Regions from separate parts of the Homo sapiens genome. Here region 1 is linked to region 2. Evidence: chromatin loops called from intact Hi-C (ENCODE). Cell type or tissue: psoas muscle. All regions are shown on one strand. Each heading gives the region's core, and the rest is flanking DNA. Links, peaks and the distances in the headings are about the cores only.

Region 1 (8,347 bases), core at 173-8,172, 54 kb after region 2:
CAAAATAGTGAAACCCTGCTAAAAAAAAAAAAAAAAAAAGAAAAGAAAAGAAAAGAAATTTTCTTGCTGTTTTTTAAGTAAAGCTGAAGGACTTATGTTAACTAAGTCTATTGGACTTAAGATTTGGGCTTGTTTCTAAGAGCAATGAACAGAAACAATGGCTTCCAGAGGACAATCCTTGAAGACTGGTGATGGAGACTGGTTGAATTTCATGTGGTCCCTAAATTTTACCCTGAGAGAAATAACAAGAGCTACAATTGGAACTTAAGGAAAGGCCAGTTTATTTGAGGAAACTAAAAATGGTGTAATTTTTAGGTATTTCCTTGATAAAATTGTGAAGAATGGGTACAAAAATTCCATCTAAGGAAAATGGGGGAGGGGAACACGTTTTTAGGGGATTGCATTTTAATGTGGAAAGAGAAAAAAATGAATATTCTTATGCTAGAAGTTGTTTTTGAAAATGTTCTCAGTGACTAGAGATTTGGAAATGGCAACTCGGCAAATACATGAAGATATCTTAAAGGAAAAAGACTGTTAACATTATTTTTCCAAAAGTATAACATCATTTACTTGGAGGAATAGAAATGATTAATATAGTCTTCTTGTTCAGGGAAGCTATTCCACAAGATAAAAGGCTAGTAATCTAATAACTAGCATATCAGTATTATTTTATTTGCTTTTTCCTGTTTGCAAAATAACTTCAGTGCTATCTTGTTATTGTTGTTATACTTGGCTAGTTATACATCTATGATAAGAGAACATAATTAATGTGAAAAATTATACCAAAATGGTTGTGTTTATTTTGTGTCACTTTAGCAATGCCCCTTCAGGAGTGCTCTTCCTATTTTCCACTTGCATTCAATAATAGGCTTGCAGCCAGTGGCATTGTATTTACACAGTTTTTGTCAAAACAATTTTATCGCTAATAGATTTTGATCTACGTTGGCTGAAAACTTCTGTTTCTGTTTAAAACTTTAATGTAATTTCATGCGTCTCTATTTCAGGCAATATAAAAACTTTTGAACTTACATATACTTGGCAGCTGTATAGTTTTTTCTTTCACTAAGTTGATTTATTTTTTACATAGAGGGAAAATGTCCTTAAAATTAGGCATCTCATTTTTAAATGGGCTCAGAGGAGAGCAACAAATTTGAGCATAGTCTGTTTCGTTCATTCACCGCAGAAAGGAGCATTTAAAAAATACTCCACATGCTGTGACCTTCAGGTGATTAGAATTGGTTACAAATATAAATGAATTCCCCATAAACATTAAATGATCCCTCAAGAAACCTTATTTGAGAATATGTAGAGATATATTTTCATTTCGATGCACAAGGATTTACATGTGTGATTCCCTATTAACATTACTCAGGTAAATCCCATTAAAAAATGGATATGCCTTTGTGTGTATAAATTTATACATGAAGCACAGTTAAAGTATATCAGTATTAATACTGTACCATGGGAATACCATATGACAAGGAAATTGGCAATACAATTAGAGTTTCACATAGTATTAGAATGTTTTCATTACAATAAAAAAAGTTTTCATGACAGCATAAAAGAATAAATCGAGACTTACTAGGACAACTAGAGCAAATCTGTACATTTCAATATAACTCTTATGAAACAAATGTAATAAGTAAGATTAATGCTCTGAATCTCTTAAAAGGGACTCTATTAATCATTGTGTTGTCCTAATGGATGACTGAAATCTTCTAGCCCTGAAAGTAGAAAGCAGGAATCAATGGTAAAACCCATCTACCAGGATGGATATTATCTTGAGAAAGGTATTCTGTTTGCCACCTTCTCTTCTTTTTGTTTTGCCTCTCCTTCTTCATTTTCTTCATACATTCTTTTCTTTTCTTTTTTTTTTTAGACGGAGTCTCACTCTGTCACCCAGGCTGGAGTGCAGTGGCATGATCTCGGCTCACTGCAACCTCTGCCTCCCGGGTTCAAGTAATTCTCCCGCCTCAGCCTCCTGAGTAGCTGGGATTATAGGCACCCACCACCATGCCCAGCTAATTTTTGTATCTTTAGTAGAGACGGGGTTTCACCATGTTGGTCAGGCTGGTCTTGAACTCCTGACCTTGTGATCTGCCCGCCTCGGCCTCCCAAAGTGTTGGGATTACAGGCATGAGCCACCACACCTGGCCCATACATTCTTTATCACCTGCTTTTCTCCTTTTCCCTTTTCCTTTTCTCCCTCCTGATTTATGAGCATGTTTTCTTTGTTGTTGTTTTTAAATATTTGAGCTATTTAACAAGAGTTACAGGTTTTCCTTATGCCAACTGTATGTCATCAGGAAGACATAAAGACAGAGACGTGTCCTTTATGAAAATGGACATGTGAACTGTACTGACCTTGATACTTAGTCTTGATTCTCTGCTCAGACTAAGCCATCTGAGATAGAAATTAAAAATGCATAGTTCTTCATCTTCTGTTAGGATTCAATCTGTAGGCTTAAATAAACTCATAATGCTGACTGCAGTTATTTGCCTTTTCCCCCTATTTCTTGTAGATATATTCACCTGACACACTGAAATATTAATGAGTCTTGTGATGCTCATGTGTGTACATTTAGAGAGCACATAATTTTGACTTATGAAAGTTACTCAGTTGCAGACCCTTGAGGATGAGACGTTTGCTGGAGTAGACCATTTCTAACAGATCATTTGATGTTAAATGGTCTGATTTTGTTTGGTGATCTACTATTTGCCACAGAATGATACAAAGGCACTGTAAGTGCAATGTCCACACAGAGCTTAGTCCAAATGGAGTTGGAGTTATTCTTCAGGAATTTGAAGGGGTGTTAGGAATAAGAAATTGCTACTCCAAATGCTGTCAGATAATATCCAGAGAAGTGACATTTTCTGTGAAGGTCATTGCTCTCTCTCTCTACCAAGTGTATCTAGGCTAGCATCAGAGAGGAAAGCTGTCAGTAATTTCTAACCTAGCTAGGTTGTATCTGGCAATGCTGGAGCAAAGAATTAACATGGTGCTGGTTTCTTGAGACATCCATTTGATCTCTGTAAATAGTGCCCAGGGGAGTTTGTTTCTAGGATGTTCCTGAGAGTTCTGCTGACCTAGGAAGTAAAAAAGGTTTTAAGTACTCAAAATCTTTTTTCCTAGTTTGCTATAAAGTTGCACAAAGTCTGTATAACAAGGCCGTGGATGGCTTTATTTCTCTATTGCATTTTGGGGACCAACATTTTTTTTAATCCCTTAGCCTCTGTTTCTCTCTGCCTCTGTTTCCTTTTCTCTATTCTCTCTCCTCACCAACCATCACAAACTGAAATGTCTGCATTTCTCTAAATATATAATTTATTTTTGTCCTTCTCAATTAATGTCCCTGATTGCATTCACAAAGAGCTCAATAGTTCTCCATATGATTACCCAATAAAATTCCCTTCAGTCTTTGTCAGGATAGACCTCTGCTTTTCTAAAAAGCCAGCATGATATTTCTGGTCTTTGACAGACTAACGGGTATATATACCATAATCAATGGATCATTCAAACACTGAAGTTACAAGCCAGTCCTCTCTCATTTATGGATTTATTTCTGTGACCAGCCTAAATCTTCTATCATCTTTGCTATAAAACATGCATTAGTACACAGCTAAAGGTGGTGCTATTATCTAACTAAAGAAAAAGAATGTTTATTTTTTATAGGGACCTGATCTTAAAAGGTTAGATTCTATTTAAATTTTGACTCTGTATATAGGAAAATTAGGTTATTAAATAAAAACCCAATAATTTTTTGTATATATAGTATTAGGCAAAGCTATTTCGTCCTAGAAGGAATACACTTAAAAGAGCAACGTAGCACCGAGGACATTTTCAACCTCGAATATTTTATGTGAATCCCATTAAGCTATCAGTAATGTTTGTTGCATTTATTTTCCCATCATTGCTGATTGTCAATATATTTGTGGGTAAACAGACAATCTATTTCATAACTGGGCTCCTCTTGTCATTTATGTTTCTATTTTTTAAATTTATTTATTAATTTTTTACAGACGGAGTCTCACTTGTTGCCCTAGCTGGACTTGAACTCCTGGGCTCACGTGATCCTCCTTCCTCAGCCTGCTGAGTAGCTGGGACTACAGGCTTGTGCCACCACACCCACCTACATTGTATATTTCTTGATGGCACTGCCTAGAATGAGTGACAGGGGAACTTACTCCTGTATTGATGAGCTCACATGCCTCAAACCAGGGCTGTGTTGAATTCAAGTAAGTCTGGCAAGAGGAGCAGGTGGGTGATAAAGGAGGCAGACACTGTTTATACACAATTCTTGGGAACCTGGCAGGAGGATCAGAGCCTGGCAGGGAAAAGGAGTCTTTGAGAAAAATATCACACAAGGCTGAATAGCACTTTTTAATGGAAAATTCTTGTTTTGACTCTAATTTTATGCTTAGATGCTTTTAATTTGATCCACATTTAATTTGCCATTCCTCGGAGAAAGCATTGATTATATGAAAAACTATCTGCTCTATTGCTAATGAAACAAGATTGGTTTCAAGGGCTACCATGATGGCATTATATTTTAATGGTGCCCACCTGGAAACATGGAAGCATGCACCACTGGAATCATCTTATCATCTGCAGGCCAACTCTTCTGGTTGTGATTGCTTGATAGATTTGTTAAAGTCATAGTTTTGAAGAAAAGTGAGTCAATATTGAGTATTGAAAAAGTGGGTAAAAAGCTAAGTTTGGACATTGGAGCTATAAGACATTATAAAGGACCATTTAAAAAACTAAAGGTCAGTTGTGTATCTGAGAACACCTATAATAATATATAATACATAATAAGATATAATAGATCTATAATAGTACATAACAGATATATAGATTCTCACAAACCCAATCATTTTGACACTGTGATGAAAAAAATAATGGTATTCAACACTAATATGACAAGTTTCAGAGAGACATAAATAGAGATTCTGAGTTTAGGCTAAGCAACTGTGTAGTAACAATTATTTTCGTTAGAAATCTGAAGCTGCACGCAAGATCTACCATAAGCGTTATATCAGAAAATTCAAATCTTTTATGTTTTAAAAATTAGGCTGCCATTATTCCTGAAATTCTAATGGCTGAACTAGCAACAGTAAAGATGTCCAGATTTCAATGAAATATATTTCATAAATTAGCTTATCATTGCACTGATTTAGCATGCCTAGCAGGTGAGAGACAAAAACATGTGTTATCTTCCCTAGGGAACCTTCAATGAATGTCATTCGGGCTTCATATGTCTTTCTTTTCTCCCCTTCTTGAACTGATATAAAATTCTAATGTGTGCCCTCTAGTTCCATCTTCATTGAAATCTAGCAAAACTGCTGAAGGTAAGGTAGTGGCAATGGTGCATGAAAAAAGGGAAAAGGAGTACAGTGATTCATGGCATACTTGAGGAAAGTTGCAATTGTTAACAGCTCTACTTTTGTATATAGACAAGTTAAAATATGTCATATATCACTGGTAAAAATAAAGTTACTAATCTTGCTAGTTTCTTAAAGTTCATAGGAAAGGCACTACAACTATTTTGATATCTTGAAAGTATTTCCATATGCATTTGAGGGCATACCATGTCACTGTATCCCAAAACAATAGTCAAGAAAGTAAATTTATGGTAGAACCATTAGTAATCTTGACAAGTGCATGCTGTTTAAATACCAGGAATAGTAGGTATTATGAAAAACCGTGCTTCATATATTATTATAAAAATGAAATGTGACAATTTCCAAGTATATATTAGCTCAGGCCAACATCCCTTATCTCTGAGTCTTTGTTCTTCTGTGCAAATTTGAACCTCTGATGCAATTGTAATTTCAGAAATGGTATTCATTGGTCTTCAGATCTGCAGATGCCAGTGCTTTCAGAGCTGGAAGATTGTTCTCCTTAGGCATTGTTTCCATTTGGTAGATGAGAAAACTGAGGTACATGACCATTTCTGTTTCCTTTAACTGGTAAGAAAAATAAGAGCTGAGAATCCCTCTCACTTTCACTTTTTGCAGTCTTCTTTTTGCCAATGGATACATCCTACCCTTTTCCCTTATCTTCTAATAGGAAGACTGAGCGGAATTTAAGTGGCATCTTCAGCTTTTAAGTGCAGCTGTCTAGCAAAAGCTTTGGCCAAAGTTTTCTTCTGATAATGAATAAGACAGGATAAAGGGGCATCAATGATTTCTAAGTCTTTAAAAAAAATCCACAATGTTGAAATCAGACTGCTAAAATCTAGGCAACAGATATTGGCACCACATGAGTGCTAAGTTACTATTCTTTGGAGCAATTGAAACACAGGACTTCATGCCTGTGGGACATTAGGCCAACATAATTCTAGTCTGCCCAACTCTATGAAATATGCCTTGTTATTCAGAGCACAAACATAATCAGTAGCCCTCCTGAAGTTAATCAAACAATTCAAAGTATCATATGATCAGCATGACTGTACGGGCTTTTCTCCATCACAAGAGTATTCCCTAAAAAGGTATACCATTAAGCAATATAAAAAATGCAAATTGTGCAAAAGGAAGTGTACCAAAATAGGGCTTTATCAAGAGTCTTTAGATCAGTATAATTCCCTTAATTGTCTTTTCATTTAAAGTAATGCAAAAGGAGGCTGTTAGTTCGCCTCAGTATCATAAGCATGAGAATTGTATGTGTTCCCATTTCTGTGACTTCAGCAATTTCCAGCTATGCATTAAGTCCCACACTTAGCTGGAGGAGAATTTAGAAGGAATTGTTTCAAAAACAGACGTTTTAGAAAAATGTTTATTTGAGCTGGATTTGCTTAAAAATTACAATAAAAATATCTCATTCTTGAGTAATATTCTGTTTCTATTGGTTGTCTCTCAGGTTGTGGCTTTCTTGTGAATTATGATTTGCCTATATAGAAATTAGTATTTTAGCACTATGTTGTTAATAATAGCGGTGATCATTTTCAGAATTGCCTTTTTGGTGAGCACATAGGAGGGTATTCCTCTTGGTAAGCACCTTAAGCAAGAAGGATTGGGTCTTCCTTTCTTGTTTATTACACTTCTCACTCTGTCATTATCAGCTCTGATGTTTAGTGAAAATGGTTTCCAATTGCCTAGATGTGCTTTGACAGAACTGACAGTAGAAACTGTATCTTAGCTTACTTGAATCAGTGCTGTAGAAAAGCACCCAGGCATGCTGAAGACAGCTTTTATGAGGTACATTTTGTCAGTGTAAACATTATGAAATCCAACACATTTGGAAAAGCATACTCTGTGTTTGTTAGGATGAATGAATCACTAATAGATTAAAGAGCACAGCCAAATAAACTTAGACTAGTCATAAGCATATGTGGCCTAATATTCAAATGTAGGAAATCCAATTAAGCTCTAGCTCTCCTTAGTTTTTCATTCATGAGGCGGTACCTCTACTGAAAAAGCAAATAACTAAAAAGTTTCTTTTACCAAAAAAAAGACATTGCATTTTTAAAATATAAGTTTGAAGTTAGTCTTCCACAGATAGCCAATTTAATTATGCTAAAAATGACATTTTTAATTAAACACCAAGGTAAGCATAAATGGATTTCAAAATAATTAATCAAACATCAAAAAATTGAAACCTTTTTCTGCTTGAGCAGCAGAAATGAAAGAACCAGTCTTCGGGTCTCATAGAGATTCAATCTAATTTAATTCTCTGTCTTCTCTAAATAAACATTCCTAAAACCTTTTTTTCATCTGGGGGAATAAGGATGAGAGGGGTAATCAATATTTCTAGCATTTTAATTAAAACCGTTAGTGGAATAAATCCATTTAATTATCAGTTAATGAAATACAAGGTCATTTACCTGACAGGAACTTTGAGGGTGGATTACTAGCTGGAATAAAGCAGAAGAACCCAATGTCACAGCCATTTAACTTCTGTCAAATTTAAGGTTAAAATCCTTTTAGACTGTTTAACCTATTCTCTACCATTTTCCTATTATGTATGCCGATTGGCAGGAGAAATGCATGTTAAAACTTATTTTACATTTAATTATGCTACAAAGTTTTCATTAAATTTCTAGAAATTTCTTTATATTTCTAAGGCATAAAGTGAAAAGTTACAATAAACTCCAATGTAATTTTGTTGTTATTTTGTGTTTATTATTTATAAAGTTAAACTGACATCTTTTTCCTTACTGCAAATCTTATGAATTGTTTCTTTTTTTGTAAATATGAATTAATAAAATATAAGTTTTAGTCTGTAAATTTAGGATGCAAACATGGAACAAATGTGCAATAATAAATCACTTTACATAATTTATGGTTAATTTTATATATAGCCCCTTTTTTGAAGTAACCTCCATTTCATCAGAATAATATAAAAAAG
Region 2 (8,347 bases), core at 153-8,152:
TAAGTGGCATTGAATATCTCTCCATGTTTTTAGAGTCATCTGTATTTCCTTTTTGAGAACTATTTTTAAAATTCTTAGCCTGTTTTTCTGTTGGTCATTGTTTTTTTTGCTTCAGGATTTATAGGGGCTTTCTATATATTAAGGAAATTAGTCTCTTCTCTGTGAATAGGAAATTTTTAAAAAGTATTCTGGGGTTCTGTTCTAAAAGCATACGGATATCTCAACAGTTTGAGGAATCAAAGGTTAGGCAGACATGGAGGGCCAGGCTAATAAGCATGTAACGGGTTTCTACTAGGGGGCAAAAGCACGTTTGGATTCCAGTTCTGGAAAGACCAGTGTGTTCTAGGGAGTTTGCTTACTTAGACTAGGAAGGAACAAGCTTAAGATCAGGGTAGTTATAATCAAATGAGTGGGTTAAAGAATGTTGGAGTAATGAGAGAAATGGTGAATCAGGGCTAGGTGGGGGTAGTTAAGAATAGAGAAGAGGGAATAGATTCAAGAAAGAGGAACAGATTAGAGAGACATGCCAGCCGTTCTCTTTTTGAGGCTCACTCTTTTCTAGTCAGAAATCTCATGACCAACATGTTTTGTCTGTCCTAGTTTCCCCTAAGGCTATAGCACAGGACAGCCCACTGCTCTACAGCTGGGCAAGATTTGAGTGTAGTAAAGGATGCAGAAATTGCTGAGAGCTTCTCTATCTGTATATGGAGCAGGACCAAGACCCTAGGACCATTCCAGGGGTGTGTGAAACCAGGTAACGTGATATTATAAGTAGTATTTACATGGAAAAGAAGGGGCAAATGTCGTACAAGTACAGTGAGTATCAGGGGTACATGGTAAAGGTGGAGCAAGCTGTCTTTTATACAACTTCTATAATTATGGAACTTTGCTTAAAGAAAAACATTAAATTATACTTACTGGAAAAAAATCAAATTGTGTTAAACAGCATAAAATTAAAAGTAAAAAGTCTTACCCTCCCTTGGGTAACCAATGTAAATAGTTCTATACATTTTTGAACCTTTTTATGGAAAAATGCATACACTTTAAGGATTATTTAGTTCATATTATACATGCTGTTCAACAACTGGCTTTTTCTATCTAAATATGTCACAGATATTCTTCTATCAGTATATGAAGATCTATTGCACATTTTAGCAGCTCCTTAATATTTTATTGTGTGGATATGCCACAGTTTATTTAATCATTTCCATGATGATGGGCATTCAAACTGCCTTCTTATTTATGCTTTTGCAAATAATACTCAATGAACTTTATTGTAACACCAATTGAGAGTTTCCTCCTTGTCCCATTTGTGTCTGCCTAGAGCAGCAATTCAGAGACTCTCTGTAATCAATCTGTCCACTTCAGGGACAGCTTTTTCTCTAAGTCCTGAAAAATGAGTGGCGTTTGTGTGTGTATGAGTTTTGAGGCCATGTTTATAGTAGTAGACTTTTAAAACACACCTTCCTGAACTTTGTTGTTCCTTTTAAGATTGATGCCTGCAATTTTAGGTGACTGCCACATGGTGGCACAGAAGCACCAAATTCCTACAGACAGTGCTTACAGTCTTGGTATCCGTGAAGGGTTTGAAAATGTTTCCTTATTGTGTCATTATACTAAATACTTATAAAAACAGATTCAATTTAATTATGAAGTGTCTAAAAAAATTCTCAAAGATATATGCATGCATTTATCATCTGTATTTCTTTAGATCTTCATGTTATATCATATTTCTGATTAAACAGCTTTCGTTTGTCTCATAAGAAAAACCAATATACTTCTTACAGAGTTTTTAGCCATACAGGAAAATTTCCCCAAATACTTTCAGCTGTTTTTCTCTTGCTTGCCTTCCTGTCTCTACCTCTGCTCCGTTTTTCATTGCTTGAAGTTAAGAGATGACAGGGTTTTCTTTTTCCCACTTCCTGGTGCCCATCTCTCCCAGCATCTCCATAGGCAGCCAAGGCCCCAGCAAGTTAAGCTTCACAAGACCAGCAGCTGTCATTTGGCTGTGCTGCTCAGCTAATGGGAGCAGTGGATCAAACTTCAAAAGCATGAGCTATGAGAGTTTCACTGGACTGCCCCCACCTCCCTCAGCCTTGATGAGCAGGCTGGTGGCCTTACACGGGCTTTGAAGTCCCATTTGCTTGTCCCCCTTGATTCCCACCAGTTTAAGGGTAGTCGCAGAGAGTTTAGTGGGAAGTGGCAACATTACTTCTCTTTGGTGGACTTGGAATACCACTCAAATCCTGGCCTTGAGTTTCTTCCTTTGGTGGCACAGGGATGGAAGGGTCTTTCAGAAATTTATAGCATACAGGCATTTTGAGGTTGGTATGTGGGAATGGTAGCGTAGGAGGCTCAGTTTGGACATATGAAAGTCTTGGACTACATTCCTTTACTCATGTAACTCTAATTTTGTGCATCTAGAAGACAAATAGTGTTAGCTTCCCTTTTCAGTTAAATAGGATTCCTGCACTGTTTAAAGCACCTGGGAATGTACTTTTTGCCTGTCTCAGTTTAAGGACTCTTGGGCCATAATACCCAGTAGTTATTGTTTTGAAAATTGTTAGTGCCCAGATATTTTACTAATTTATTACTTTATTTTTCTCTTTAGGAAATAATGATTGTTTTTAATTAGAATGCCGGGGAAACACTGCATTTATTAAGCACTTCCTATTTAGGGCAGTATTATACAAAGCATTGAAGAAAAAGTTTACAGACAAGCCTCACACTATGAGGCTCCATGCACAGGCTGAAGGACACTGTGCATGGATGAGAGACTCACATGAGCTGGGGTGTGGTCACCTACAATCTCTCTCCATGTGTAGATTCATGAGCTTACCCTACTTCTCTATTGCATTATGTGGAATTTTGGAATCTTGAAATAATTCACCTGATATAAATAATATTAAGTTAAAATTCTAGATCTTTACATTAGCCAGAAAAATGCCTATTCTATATCTATAGGGTTGTTGTGAAGGTGAAATAAACATGTTTTATGTGAGGATGAGCATGCTTTTATCATTTGGGGGAATCTTCCTTAGAGACCCAAGAACATTTGGTGTGAGAAGCTTGGGTGTTCTTAGACAAGTTGAGATTCTCCCTGCCCACCCTCCCCTCAGCTGTTCTCTTGATGCTGTCACCTACTTGAGGGATGGCTTTTGTCTCTTTGGTGTCTCCCCCAACTCCTAGCCTTGCACATGCATGATAGGTATTAAAAATATCTGCTAAGGCCGGGCACAGTGGCTCACAGTGGTTGCAGTGAGCCAAGATTGCACAACTGCACACCAGCCTGAGTGGCTGGGCAAGACTCTGTCTCAGAAACAAAACAAAACAAAACAAAACTAAACAAACAAACAAAATCTGCTAAATGAATGAATGAACATTTATAAAAGCAGTGTTAGAATCACTGTGGGCAACAGATTCTAACAAATGTTATAAATCATCAAACGATAACTGAGCATGTCTACAAGTTATTTCCTCTACCATTTACAAATCAAAATGGACTTGTCACAGGGCTTTCTAGGTATTGTTTGGTATATCTGTGACAAGAAAAACATCTCTAGAGGGAAAAATAGGAATATTTTCTTCTGTTTTCAGGATGCAATTTATCGCCTTTGACAAAAAACACCAGGAATGTCTTCTCAGATAAAATGTTAACTCCGATATTTGAATGTTTTTTAATTTCAGAGGTAAATGTTACTGTTTTAAAATATGAAGACGGTATGACTAGACAGGATGTTAATAACTTGACATTACAAAATTTATTAAATTTATTTTTAAAGTGGTTTGGTTCCCCCTCTCAAATGCATGAAACATGTGGGAGTTGGAATAGATCTGCCCCAGGCTGCCAAACAAATTTTTAATGGAACTGGAGTCCTTCAGGGATTGTCCTAAATCCACATAATATTCTTAAGTCCTGGTGTTTGCACTGGGACCTGTATATTAGCAGCTGTACGTGTGAATAATATACTTATATCAATCTATCACTCTTGTGAATCCACATCTGTAGGGGCTGCTGCACATCAATTATTCCACCTCAGGGGGTAGAGAAATATTTGGGCCAGCACTGACCTCCTTTTCAATCAGGGCCTCTGGAAGTCAAATGGTCCCTTTAGACAGAACCTCTGTTTGGGAATCCATTTGGCCTAATGTGGCCATGCTGGGAAGTGAATGTGATTACCTGTGTCAGGTGTGGAGATGGCATCCAGAGAAGCAAATGAAAATTCTGTCACTTGGAGCCACCGTCAACATTCAGGATCTCTCCCTTCTATCTAATTCTTGCATAACATATTAGCCAGTCTATCAGAAAAGAATGTCAGCTTCAGTAAGATGCATCTACTTTGCACCAAAAAAAAAAAAAAAAGCAACTGTTTGTTTGAAATAAATTGTAACTTGTGTAACTTGTTTGAAGAGCTAAATTCACTTTCAAATTCTTGGAAATGTTTTTATTGTCTGAGGTTTCAGGAAGAAAGTCTCCTCAGGAAGAAGGAGGATTTTTTTGTCTTCATATCTCAGTGTCTTCTCTTTTTTTTTTTTTTTTCAAAAGGAAAACAAAGGTTTTATAATGCTTATCTTTTTGATCAAAAACTTGGAACATCTTTCTCAAGAGTACAGAGTTCTTTTATTTTTTAAAGCTTCTGCTTTTATACCTAGAGGTGTGTTACAGATTGTCATAACTGATAAATCAATGACAAATGTAGCCACTTCATTTTGTTGGGGAAATAGACAATTGTGGTAGCGGCTGACCATTTATTTAATTATGTGGTAAGTACCACATGATGAGAGGGCAAAGTTAATTGATGATTTGGGCTATCTCAGCCAGGGTACAGTTTACATGGCAATTACGCTGGGATCATCTAACTGTAATTGGCAAGTAATTTTGTAAGTGAAGGAACATGACAGCTCATTTACATGGTGTTCACTGAGTAAAATTTGGGGACATTTATCAACTACTTCCAAGTGAAGAGTGATTGTATCAGTGTCTCCCAAAATGCCACAAGCTGTTTAAAAGTTACATGGGAGGTTTTTTGTACAAATCTCCATGCATTCATTTCCCTGAACATTTGCTAGTTATGTGCTGTGTGCCAGGCACTGTCCTAGACACTGAGGATACAAAAATGAGTAAAATAAAGAGTTCTACTCTCAAGGAACTCATCTATGCGAAGCAGACACATCAATAATTTTAACACAACGTAGTATGTGAAGGTTTGAGCTCTGTACAAGTACTATGGGTGCCAAGGGTGGGGAAACCAGTTAGGTGGAAGATGGTTAGGGAGAGCTTGCTAGAGAAGGTCACACCTGAGATTAATCTTAAAGGATGCCCAGGGCTTTTCAAGGGGAAGAGCTTGCCAGGCAGAAGTGCCAGCCAGAGTAGAATCGGAGCAAGACAGCTGGTGTGAGCTGGAAACTTTAAGCAATCCAGGTACATTTCAAGGCAGATATGTAGCCTGTGAAGTTGCATTAGCTGGCATCTCAGAGGGCCCTGTAGGTCATGCTCAGGGCCTGGGTCTTATTCTCTACCCTGGCAAGCCATTGGAGAGTCTTAATGTCAGAGCTGTTTTGTAGGAAGGTCATTTTGTATAATAAAGCCACTTGCATTATTGCAGTATGCCAGGCTCCATTCTGCATGTATCAAGGCATTTCATCCTCACAATAAACCCCATGAAGTAGGTATTAACATTTCCCGTCATCTATAGATGAAGAAACTGAGTACACAGAGGTTGGCCAAAGCTACACAGTGAGTGATGGAGGAGCCAGGATTTGAACACAGGCTGTCCTGCTCCAGAGCCCTTGCTTGTCAACAGCCCCATTCTACAGCATGTCATAACTCTCTTGACACAGCTGACTGCAATTCCTTGTTTACACAGTGTCCCCTACCCCCACCCCAACACACACACACACACACACACACACACACACACACACACACACACACACAGCTGTGAGCTCTGTGAGGGCAGGGACCATGTCTATCTTGTTTATAGCCATATCCTTCAAGCTTAAGACACTACCTGCACCTTCATAGACATGCAACAAATAAGAAATAAGTCTAGTTTTGAGGAGGGTTGTGATTCGAGTTGACCTGGCAAGGGATGATGATGAAAGCCTGAATCTAAGGCAGTGTCAGTCAATAAGGAGAGATGAAGAAGGGGAAATAAATGGTCAGGGTTTGTTGATTGATTGGATGTGTGGGTCTTGTTGGAATATTCTCACAGTGCTTCTGATTTCCAACCCATGCACTGGAGGGATGACTTGGCAAAAGAATGTGAAGCAGTGGGAAGCTTACACTGCTCTTCACAGAGCTCTTAAATTCCTTACAAGAAATGTTGCAGACTCAGGATGAGACATTAGAAGAGACTTCCCTTGAGGTGGTTAAAAATAGAAGGGACACATCTGCCTGGGATGGTTGAGAGACAGAGCTGCCCTTGGGTAGATGAGTGGTTAGATAGCCTTTGGGATTCTTCCCCTTTTGAAAATGCTCTGATTTAAAATAAATCAAAATTCTCCCAAGCTGCCTATGCTTAACTGCCTGGCTTAGAGAAGATAAAACCAAAGTGTTCAAGGGCTGGAAAATATTGAGTCCAAATGCCTGGATGATAAATAAGGAAATAGAAGCCACGGTGGGTTAAATGACTCATCCCAGGGCACACACTTGAGGCAAAAGGAATACCCAATCATTGGATTATCAGTCTGGGCTTGCTCTTCCCCATGTCTCATACAGCAGCATTTATGTTTTGGGGGGTCCTCTGTGGGAAGGCCTGTGCTGGGTAGAAGCACACAGCAAAGGAAACCTGGTATCTGCCCTTGAGGAATTCAGAGAACCTCAACAATAAAGAACCCTTATCACCTGAAAATGTCACAAAGTACCATCTATTACGTAGACTATTTGGAAAATAGAGAAAATGAATTTTAAAATTCGTAATGATTTTTTTAGCCTCACTCATTGCCTGGCACTGCTTTAACGCTTTATATTTATTATCTCCAATTCTCCGTGTTTTAATGCTTTACATTCATTATCTCTAATTCTTACAGCTGCCTGCAAGTTAGATAGTATGATTTCCATTTTATATTTCAGAAAACTAAAGCACCCAGAACTTGTTCCATAAGATCAGACCATGGTAACTCCAAGTTCAACCCTGTACAAATTATATTAACATTTTGTTGTATTTTTTGCAGTCTTTTTCTAAGTACTAAGACTATTTACTTACATATATGTAATTTTATCATAGATACAATTTGGAATCTTCATTTTTTGTGGCATGTTCTATGTATTTTCCATATGATTGTTTAGTCTTCATTTTGATGGCTATCTAATGTCTGATCAAGTTTTCAGGAGGTTCTTAAATGCTTACTCATAGAAATCTTCCGATTCTTGGTATATATGGCATTTTAAAGATATATTTTGAGGACTGGTACCTCTGCCCATCCTCTTTGGATGGCATTGTGGAGAGGAGAAGAGAAACTACACAGAGGATCATGGCTTTCTTCTCCCCCAGGAGCCCCTCTGAGAATGGAGAGTGGTTCTGGGCACAGCTCAGAGTGGAGCCTGGGCAGAGATGGCCTGAGGCAGATAGCAGGTGACTTTTCAAGGCTTGGCTTTTCTGACTGAACACACATTCTTCCTCCTGCCCTTGTAAAAAGGCAAGTTTTCATTTTCTTAGGGTAGTAAAAATCTTTTGTGTGAAGAAAAAGTGTCGTCAAGTGTCTTATTCATCAGCATATATACCATCTCTTTAAAATGACAGTGGGAGTAAAAGTTCATCAGTTCAATATGTCTTTCACATTTGGAGACTCCTGACTAATAACCTCTGGTATTTATCATCAGAACAGCCAAAGAACTAAATTCTGGCACATGCTTCTCTCACGCACTGAGAAAAACTTAAAAAGACAGAAGATTTTCTCCATTTTTTCTTCTATTCACTTAGAAGGAAAAGCATACCTTTTTTAATTAAAAAAAATATGAGCACGCAGAAACATCTGGCCTGTATTACCACAGCAGCTTCCTAAATGGCTTCCTTGTCTCCAGTCTGCCCTTTAAAAATCAACACTATATGCAACAGCTAGAAAGATTTCTAGATCACAGATTTGCACCAGCCACTCTCCCATGTCACTGGCATATTCTTCCATGACTCTTTCATGGTTCTTGGGGTCAAGTCCTGTGTAGCCATAGCTGCTGTCTCTCCTGCTTGCACCCTGCCCCAGCCACACTGAGCTGCTTGTGGCTCCCTGCTTCATGCTATAATGTAGGATTATCTTCAGGCCCGTGTACAAATCAGTTCTTTCTCCACAAGCTCCCTGCTAGGCTCTGCTGAACCTGGATCCCAGCATGGGCTCCCACAAACCCTAT

What was found. Peaks named below come from ENCODE experiments on the same cell type or tissue, not always from the same donor. Only the 100,000 strongest peaks of a DNase experiment are listed, where the experiment ranks them.
Region 1: a loop joins it to region 2, with 1.8 times the contacts of the local background. A loop is called at or near these places in 3 of 110 quality-filtered maps.

Annotation. Positions count from the first base shown.
Region 1 is chr14:32,641,450-32,649,796 of GRCh38, forward strand. The region is part of intron 7 of AKAP6 (A-kinase anchoring protein 6); the gene reads left to right. Among named protein-coding and RNA genes, the nearest start is that of NPAS3, 290 kb to the right of the region's middle. In psoas muscle, for the core only: no CTCF peak of the experiment used is centred there; no DNase peak of the experiment used is centred there.
Region 2 is chr14:32,587,125-32,595,471 of GRCh38, forward strand. All of the region lies in intron 5 of AKAP6 (A-kinase anchoring protein 6), which reads left to right. Among named protein-coding and RNA genes, the nearest start is that of AKAP6, 260 kb to the left of the region's middle. In psoas muscle, for the core only: a CTCF peak has its summit at 1,503 (motif pointing right); a DNase peak (open chromatin) is centred at 3,267; H3K27ac peaks cover 1,049 bases.